3 separate regions of the Homo sapiens genome follow, and all the other regions are linked to region 1. A link is a contact called in ENCODE Hi-C or POLR2A ChIA-PET data. All regions are on one chromosome and are shown on one strand. The core of a region is the stretch at or near the end of the contact, and the rest is flanking DNA. Distances in the headings are between cores, read along the strand shown. Region 1 holds the start of UQCC2 (ubiquinol-cytochrome c reductase complex assembly factor 2). Region 2 holds the start of RGL2 (ral guanine nucleotide dissociation stimulator like 2). Region 3 holds the start of HCG25 (HLA complex group 25).

Evidence for each region. A loop is a pair of places that touch in the nucleus more often than their neighbours do. ChIA-PET counts read pairs that join two places held with the same protein, here RNA polymerase II (POLR2A). Pooled maps may share reads with other maps.
Region 2: a pooled map shows a loop between it and region 1 (4-fold over the local background). The contact joins the promoter of RGL2 here to the promoter of UQCC2 in region 1. A Hi-C loop is called at or near these places in 4 of 50 pooled maps. POLR2A ChIA-PET finds 5 or more read pairs at or near these places in 4 of 52 experiments (HCT116, activated CD4-positive, alpha-beta T cell, activated T-cell and 1 more).
Region 3: a loop to region 1 is called in a pooled map, with 6 times the contacts of the local background. The contact joins the promoter of HCG25 here to the promoter of UQCC2 in region 1. A Hi-C loop is called at or near these places in 6 of 50 pooled maps. POLR2A ChIA-PET finds 5 or more read pairs at or near these places in 2 of 52 experiments (GM10248 and HEK293T).

Annotation. Positions count from the first base shown.
Region 1 is chr6:33,710,256-33,712,955 of GRCh38, forward strand. UQCC2 (ubiquinol-cytochrome c reductase complex assembly factor 2) reads right to left here and starts at 1,445. Exons shown (of 4, transcript NM_032340.4): 1 at 1,294-1,445. The coding sequence starts at 1,431. It overlaps LOC124901304 (a long non-coding RNA gene), which reads right to left and starts at 1,194. Exons shown (of 3, transcript XR_007059548.1): 1 at 1,053-1,194; 2 at 440-596. RefSeq lists enhancers at 41-938, 965-1,014.
Region 2 is chr6:33,297,615-33,300,314 of GRCh38, forward strand. RGL2 (ral guanine nucleotide dissociation stimulator like 2) reads right to left here and starts at 1,328. Exons shown (of 18, transcript NM_004761.5): 1 at 1,256-1,328; 2 at 841-1,037. The coding sequence starts at 996. It overlaps TAPBP (TAP binding protein), which reads right to left. Exons shown (of 8, transcript NM_003190.5): 8 at 2,080-2,700. RefSeq lists enhancers at 1-206, 293-793, 2,496-2,700 and a silencer at 1,561-1,739.
Region 3 is chr6:33,248,156-33,250,997 of GRCh38, forward strand. HCG25 (HLA complex group 25) reads left to right here and starts at 1,381. Exons shown (of 5, transcript NR_044997.1): 1 at 1,381-1,500; 2 at 1,635-1,734; 3 at 2,461-2,556. It overlaps VPS52 (VPS52 subunit of GARP complex), which reads right to left. Exons shown (of 20, transcript NM_022553.6): 20 at 2,123-2,832. The coding sequence ends at 2,686.

The sequences.
Region 1 (2,700 bases), core at 195-2,694:
TGCCCCCTATAGCCCACTCACCACATACAACCAGAATAGTCTTTTAAAAAGTAAATTAGGGCACATCAGTCCCCTCACTAAACATCCCCAGTGACTTCTCACTGGCCTTATAATGAGGTCTAAAGCTAATCAGAACAGATAATATCCTACTGTGCCTGGCTCCGGACCTTCACCTTAGCAAACTCCACCTTACTTACTACCCTGCAGCCATTCTGGCTTTCTTTCTGTCCTCAAACATGTCAATCTGCCTCCTGCCTCTGGACATGTGCAGTGTCTGGAATGTCCTTCCCGCCAAGTGTACATGGCTGGCTCATCCTCTTGCCTTAGGTCTCACCTATGTGTCATCTCCTCAGAAAGGCCCCACTAATAACATTACCCTTTTATCACGCTACCCTATTTTCTATCGATCACAGTACTTATCTGTCTTACGTACACTTACCTGCTTATTGTGTCCTGAACTACAATGTAAAACTTCATGCGGGCAGGACTTCACCTGTTTAACACTGCTGTTTCCCTAGCACCGTTCCAGGCATATGGTAGGTGCTCAATAAATACGAGCTATATGAATGAATGAATCCCAGAGCTGCAGCGCCAACCTGGAGGAAAGCAAGAACATAGGCCTACTACTCACACACAGCTGCGTGAGCTGAGGACCCAAACCTGCTGCACAGGCTTACAGGGGCTCAGGAAGAACGCAAACGCTTAGCGGGGACCTGCAGAGTTAACTGGGGATTAGCTCAGTCAATACACAACACTGCGAAATAATGAGGTAATGCTACCGTGACAAGGAAGCAAAAAGCTGAGGCTGTCACCAGCTGCCACTGGTGGTGTGGGTCTCAACTCTCTCTGCACCTTGAATCACCTGGAGAGCTTTTAAAACTCTGAGGTCAAGACCCCACCCCTAGAGATTCTGCATTTGAAGTTTTTGTTTGTTTTTTGATTTGTAGAGACGGAGTCCCACTATGTTGCCCAGGAGGTCATCCTGGGCTCAAGCGATCCTCCCGCCTCGGCCTCTCAAAGAGTGCTGGAATTATAGGTGTGAACCGCCGCACCCGGCCCATCTGGAGTTTAAAAAAAGCTTCTTCGGCAATTCCAAGGTGCAGCCGGGGGAGAGCGCTGAATACAACGGGCGTCGCTATCAGTAGCTCCCTGGGGGAAAAAGGGGGTCCGCGCTCACGTGCTGCCTGGAAAGAGGGCGCGCGCATGCGCAGATCCCCCTGCTAGCGCGCTCGTTGGCCCCGCCCCTGCCTCGTCCTTTCCTCCCCTCGTCCCAGCCGCCTCCCCGCCGGTCACCTGGGTATTCTCTCCCTCCCGAAAGGCCTGTGCTACCCGCTGTCGCAGGTAAGCGCCCAAGTCCCGGCCCCGTTTGGTCTCGTCCACTGGCCATTCCTCACAGAGCTTAAGAAAACGCCGGTACCGGCTGGCCGCCATCTTGGGCCCCGCGTGTTCCCGCCTTAGCGGGAGGAGTCGGCGCCGACGAATGGCGCTTGCGCACTAAGCCTCGCCGCCTGCCTTAGGAGTGGAGCGGGAGGCCGGAGTGGGCATGCGCGACTTTGTAGGCGCACCGCTACTCTCCGTGTAGGGGCGCTGCTCGCCTTTCTCTGCAAGCCGAGCTAATTCAGTCTTCGTCCTCCTGGAACCGGCCCAGCTCCCAGGGGCAAGGCGGACGTGGAGTACCCCAGAGACAGCTTTGCGTCTCTTTTTCAATGACTGCACAAGCTTGAGACTAAAAAACCCTCCCCCGAGGCCTCCGCTGTTTTGCATAAACCAATATATTTGCATGTAAATACAGGTTACTGGATGAAAATATGTTTGAACGTTGTTCGTGGGTGCCCCCGTACCTGTCACTATCCCTTGGTACTCGGCCTCAATTCCTTCTTTAGTGCTTCCTAGTTCTTGTTCTTCTCTGCCCAGTCCCTGTTAGTATCCCTTCTGTTCCCCCCTTCCTACCCCTCATAAGCCAGACATTTTTCTCTGGGAGGCGCAGGTTTTCTAGCATGAGCAATGCCAACTGTGTTGATTCAGACTAGAAAAACTTTTTTTTTCTTTACAATTTATTATTTTGTATTGTGGTAAAATACACATAACAAAATTTACTATCTTAACCATTTTTTTTAGACAAGGTCTTGCTATGTGGCCCATGCTGGTCTCAAACTCCTGGGCTCAAGTGATCCTCCCACCTTGGCCTCCCAAAGTGCTGGGATTACAGGTGTGAGCCACCACACCTGGCCTTAACCTTTTATTTATTTATTTATTTATTTTGAGATGGAGTCTTGCTCTGTGGCTCTGTCGCCCAGGCTGGTGTTCAGTGAATGGCGCAACCTCCGCCTCCCGGGTTCAAGTGATTCTCCTGCCTCAGCCTCCCAAGTAGCTGGGACTACAGGCGCCCGCCATCATGCCTGGCTATGTTTTGTATTTTTAGTAGGGACAGGGTTTTACCATGTTGGCCAGGCTGATCTCGAACTCCTGACCTCAGGCGATCCACCTGCCTCGGCCTCCCAAAATGCTGGGATTACAGGCGTGAGCCACGGTGCCCAGCCAGCCATTTTTAAGTGTACAGTTCATGGGTATGAAATAGCACTGAATAATGTTGTGCAGCCATCGCACCATCTCCGTAACTCTTGTAAAACTGAAACTCCATACTCATTAAACAATAAATCCCCATTTCCCCCTCTCCCCCCAGCCCCTGGCAACGACCAT
Region 2 (2,700 bases), core at 78-2,577, 410 kb before region 1:
GCGCCTCCACTATCTCAGCCCTAAGGGACCCCCGAAGGTAGCAGCTCCAATCCCAGTACAGGAAGGAAAAGGGGAAGTGGGATGATAGGGGGTTGGGGGCGGTAGACTCAGAGAGTCACGTGGCCCCAGCCCCTCCCCCGACCGATCCCGAAAAACCAGCCCTGCCAGTCAACCTGCCCTCACCTAGGATCTGGACCTAGGAGTTTAGGGCCTCGGGGCCCCAAATCCAAATTCTGGCCCCTCCTGAGGCCCGAAATCCTGCTCCTGGCCACCACCATTAATCCCTAATGAAAACAGATGACCACTCTCTACCCACCCTAGGATCTTTCCTCCAGGTCCCAGAACCGTGGCTTCCCGGCCTCTACCCAGGACCGGGGCGGGGCGGGGGGGCGGGGGGAAGGGGGAGAGAGGGAAGGAGGGGTCACGAAATCTGAGGGTTCCCTCCCCAATCCCAGAGTCAGAGGAGCTGGTTACTGTGGAAACAAACCCCTCCCCGCCAAACAAAAACAAGGAGGGAGACAGGGACCAAGACACGACTGCTCAGAGAGGTAGGCACACTCAGGCAGGCAGAGGTGGAGGGCCAAAGACCCGCAGGGACAGGACAGCCAGCCAGAAGTTCCAGGCAGGAACAGGGCAGGTTCCTGCGGGCAGGTCCTGAGTCACACTGACAGAGAACCACGGAGACGCCAGGACTCCCCGCAGCAGAGAAACGGGCCGACACCCAGGGAGGCGCGAGAATAACTGAGGCAAGGAGGAGGAGATGTAGGGACCCAGAGACAAGAGAAAAGTGGAGACTTCAGAAATACATACGCCCCCTACCTCCCACCACCCGCGTCTCACCTCTTCTTCTTCCTCCTCCTCTTCCTCCTGCCCCCCGCCCACGACCAGGCCACCTGGGCCCCCACCCTCTTCGGGGTCCCGGCTTCGGAAGCTGCTCAGTACGACTCCCCCGGGGGGGCTCGTGTCCAAAAGCAGCCGCAGGGGCCGCGGGAGCATGGCCGAGTGAAGGAATCAGCGGGGTCGGGCCATGGGGGCGCCTGGGGAGAGACGGGGTGGGGTGGGGGTGGAGAGTCAGGCAGGCGCGGGGGAACCGGGCAGGGAAGGGACGTGGGTGGGTGTCAAGAAGACCGGAAGGGAGTTCTGCAGGAAGGTTGGGGGAGGGGGCAACAGAAGGGTGGAATAGGGGGGCCCTTGGTGCTGTTGGGGAAGGAGGAGGTCACGAGTACGGGGACGCGCAGGGTGCTCAGGCTCTGACCTGCTCGGGAGGGGTGGGGGCAGCGTGGGTCCTGAGCCGCTGTTGCCGTCGGTCTCCGGCCCCGGACCGAGTCCCCTCCCCGGCTTTTCCGTACCCCCTTGAACCCCCCCGCCGGGCTCCTGGGCCCTCCCGCCCTTTCCGCTCCCCCCCGCGTCCGCCCGCTCCGAGAGCAGGAGCCAAAAGGGGAAGGAAGTGAGGACAGGAGCCAGGGCCGCGGACTAGGGGAGCGCTGGACGCTCAGGGACCAGGACCCAGGCGCCCGAGTCCCCAGCTCCACTGTCCTCCGCCTCTACACTCGGGGATTCTGGAGACCACGTCGACCCGCAATGAACTGGAATAAAGATTCCAGTCTCCAGCCCCTGGGGGAAGGCAGGAGCAGAATTTGACATTCCCTTCCCCAACAATAACACGGCTAAAACTCCCGCGGGAAGCGTTTCAGGCGGAGAGAGAGCCGGTCACTCCATCCCCACGGGATTACCCTCCCTACCACAACCCACGAATGTAGCTGACCGAAATCCCGGCCGGGTTTTCCGAAGGGCCCTCGATTCCCGCCCCCTCGGCAGGGGGCGGGGCAGGAAGCAGCCACATCCGGTTCCAGATTCGGCTCTCAGAGGCTTCCGGCGCCGAGACCGAGATCCCCGTCGGCTCGGTGTATCCTCGCTGGTGGAGTACCCTCTGCTTGAGCGCATCTCATGCGCCAGTAGTGGCGCCCGCCCCGAACGGTGTCGACGGGGCGTTCTCTGAGCGGTTCAGGGTCACTGGAAGGGACCAGAGGTGATTGGAATATTCATTGAGCTTGGAAAGGGGTTGGAATGAGAGAACCGTTTGGAAGCACTGGAATACAGCTTTATTCCTACACGATTAGACCCGTTACCCCGTGGGTCTGGCCGACCGTCCTGACTCGGAGATCCCTGAGCTGCGCCGCCGCTTCCTTCGTCAACATCCAGCAGCTACTTGATGAGCGCCCTCCAGTGGGCCTTAGGTCCCTATGCCGGCGCGGGGTTACAGCAGTGGACAGACAGGCCAGTCCCTGTCCTCGAGGAGCCCATGATCCGCGGGGAGACAGGCATTTAACGACGACTCACACGATCACTTAAATACAACTGTGGTGAACCGCACAAGAGGGACGCGCGGCGGTCTGCGGGGAATGACGAGGCCGACCTCGTCTGCGACCCAGGGAGGGCAAGGGTGGACCAGGCAAAGGGAACAGAGGACTGGGACCTGGAGGTGGGCGGGAGGCGTTTGGTTCATTGGAGGAAAGGAATAGCCCTGTGTGTGATGAGCATTGAGAGGAGGTCTGGCGAGCACCATCTAGGGCTGAAGAACTAGGCAGTGGCTCCAGCGCGGGGCGGTGGGGGGGACAAGTGAGCCAGGGCAAGAAGAATGGATTTGGCCCTAGAGTACGGGTTCTCCAAATGTAACCTCGGCCCTACAGATCTCTGAGA
Region 3 (2,842 bases), core at 131-2,630, 460 kb before region 1:
TCCTTCGAAATGACTCCAGATGCTTCTGAGTCTGTGAGGCCCCTGTGTCCGTCATCAGCAAAACAAGTGAGGGAGAAGTTTGAGGAGTGATGACCCTAGCAGTTATGGGTTTAAGCCTGGGAATCTTAAGCCACAGAGCAGAGGATTTGGGGGCTGAAGAAAAAGACCCTCCGCAGCTTCAGCGCGAAGAGGGCGGCGGGGACCGGGGTGGTGGGGGTGGAACCTCGCCGCCTTCCGAAGCAGGAGTAAGCTGCAGAGGCTGCGCGGGGGTTTGAGCGGAGCGAGAACAGCTCCTTCCCTTGATCATGCTGCCCTCCGGAGGTCAGTTTAGGTATCGCCGCTCCCTTTCACGCTGTTTTGTCTCTTCACCGTCTGTTCTGGATCATCCTGTCCAGAGAGACCGTTGGGTCAGAGGGTTCCTGTGGACCCCTGGGGCGAGCTTAATGTCCCCGAAAACTGCGTGCTCCAGTATCACTTGAATGCCCACCGGGTTCCGGAATCACGAGTCTCCAGAGCTGTCCCTTCGCCCCACGGCTCACATTCCAGGTCTGCCCCTCAGTGACTTCTGCAACAACACGCGCTTCTCGATCAGCTCTGAGGATTTGGGTTCTGCGACGGACAGGGGAAGGAAAGAAGGAAGGCTGTGAAGAACCGTGGTGCCTGCCTGCACAGCCCTCCTCGCGTGCGAGCATTAGTTGGCTAAAGTCGCCTGTCTCGACAGTCTCCCCTGCGGGGTATCTGGGGACCCTTTCTTTGGGAATCCACGCTCTTTGTCAGAGTAGCCAATGCCTCTCCTGTCCAAAATCTCATACCCTTGGCCCTTCTCCCGTCCTCGCGCTGAGGCTGGAGTCAGGTCAAATGTCAGAACATCTGGATGTCCCAAGAGTGACACCTGGGAGTGGGTGGGCAAGAAACCAGTAGCGGGAAGGGAAAGTGGAGGAGCAGAGGATTCCCGGGGCCGGCGTCTGGGGTGAGCTCGCGGCCCCTCAGAGCCTGGCACATCGCCGCCTGGCATCCGGCAGGCGTGAGGGAACGCATAGCGCAGCGAGTCAGGCGGGGTAAACCCGGAGCAACGCGGAGGCGGTGATCTGGGCAAGGGCGAGGTCAGTTAAGGACGCAGTTCTGGCCCCGCCCTCAAGGCACGCCTGGCCAATCAGGAATCGCTGATTCACCAAGCCTCTCCTCCTGCGCTCGCCCTCTTCTGCACTTCGGTCTCAGGCGCAAACACGTTCAAAGTCGCTAGGCCAAAGCGCTGAGATACGGTTTCCCAAGCCAATTAGAGAGCGGCTCTCGGATATGGGGCGGAACCCTGAAAAGGCGAGAGCTGAGATGCCGCTCCGTTCTGCCTTACCACGCCGCCCCCCAGCGTCCGCCAATTAGGAGAGCCCGGAGCCGGATCCACTCTCAGCCTCAGGAAGCAGCAGCCTCCGCTCCGCGGCGGGTGTGCTCGGCAGTCACAGACCCACTCAGGACACCTCCCGTTGCCGACGGGCTAGACCTGCATCCGAAGGGCCTAAGCGGGGAGGAACCGCTTTCCACCACTCTCCAGGGACCTGGGGAGGGAATGTTTAGGCCGTAGGGGTGGAGGACACAGGAAACGTAACATTTTTCCTTAACTGCGCCTCTCTTCTTAGGCCTTAAAGGGGTCCCCGTGTCTCTCCAGTCTAGAGCCTAAGTTCAAACGAGGCGTATAGGCGAGGACAGCAGGAAGGCTCCAAGTCAAACAAACGGATGGTACGAATTTCGCCTGGTCTAGCCCTGCCCCAACGGTGTGGGTGTGGGTTGGGTGCTGCAGCCCCCGAGCAAGGGGCTGTCACAGCCACAACCAGAGGAGCTATGGAGCTGCTACGGAGGAGGGATTCCAGAGTCAGCTTGGGCTTGTCCCAAGGGAGCCCTTGGGACAGTGTCTGGGGCTGCGCGGCCTGGTTCTCATCCCTTGCAGCATCTGCTATTTTAGCCAGGGGCCACCTTCCTCCAATGGCCTGGGAGTAGCTAGAGGTTAGAGGTTACACCCACCAGAAGGGATGTAAGCCCAGGAAGTAGTCAGAAAGGAAAGGTCATTCTAGAGATGGGGCCACCTGAAAAACCTTCAGGAGGAAGGAGAAAGGAAATGGGATAAGTGTCATGTCATACTAAATATTTATTTTCTGCAGACTGACTTCGGAGTAATTCTTGAGCCAGGAGGGGAGAGGTTAGTGTTCAAATTGCTGAGATCTTAGGTCAAAAAGCTACAGAAAAGAAATCACTTTGAAAAACACAATGACTCAGAGGCAGTCACCCCTTGCCAGCAATTCCAAGAGCTGAGGAGGCTTCATGCCTCAGGACATGGTGACTAGTTGAGTGAACCAGAGATTGAGGCAGTGGTTTTTACAGGGGAAGAAACAAGCCTTGGGTGTATGGGAGCAGGAAAGGAGGGTGACAGACTGGAGAAATGATAAAGGCCATTTTGGAAGCCCACAGGGAAGTGGTCTTGGGAAACCTGAAGACACTGGGATATTCAGAAGGCCAAGGGGATCCAGCTTATCCTGTTGGGCAAGGTGCTGGGAGTGAAGGCAGGTAAGCCATGTCAAGGGCCTGGGAAGCAAGGGGAAAACTGGAAGGGGTACCCCAGGTGAAGAAGGGTATGGAATGGGGTGCAGAAGTCCATGGAGATGACCGGCAGATCTCAGGGCGGTTTCTGGCACATCAGAAGTTGGGCTTATGCTTCTTGAGCTCCACCATAAGGTGGTGAATGTTGATGAGCTCAGCCCGGGCAGGGAGGGCTCGGAGCTGCGGCTGGGACAGCACCCGGTGGAAGCGATGATAGAGCTGGATCAGCTGGGTCAGCGCTCCCTGGTCAAAG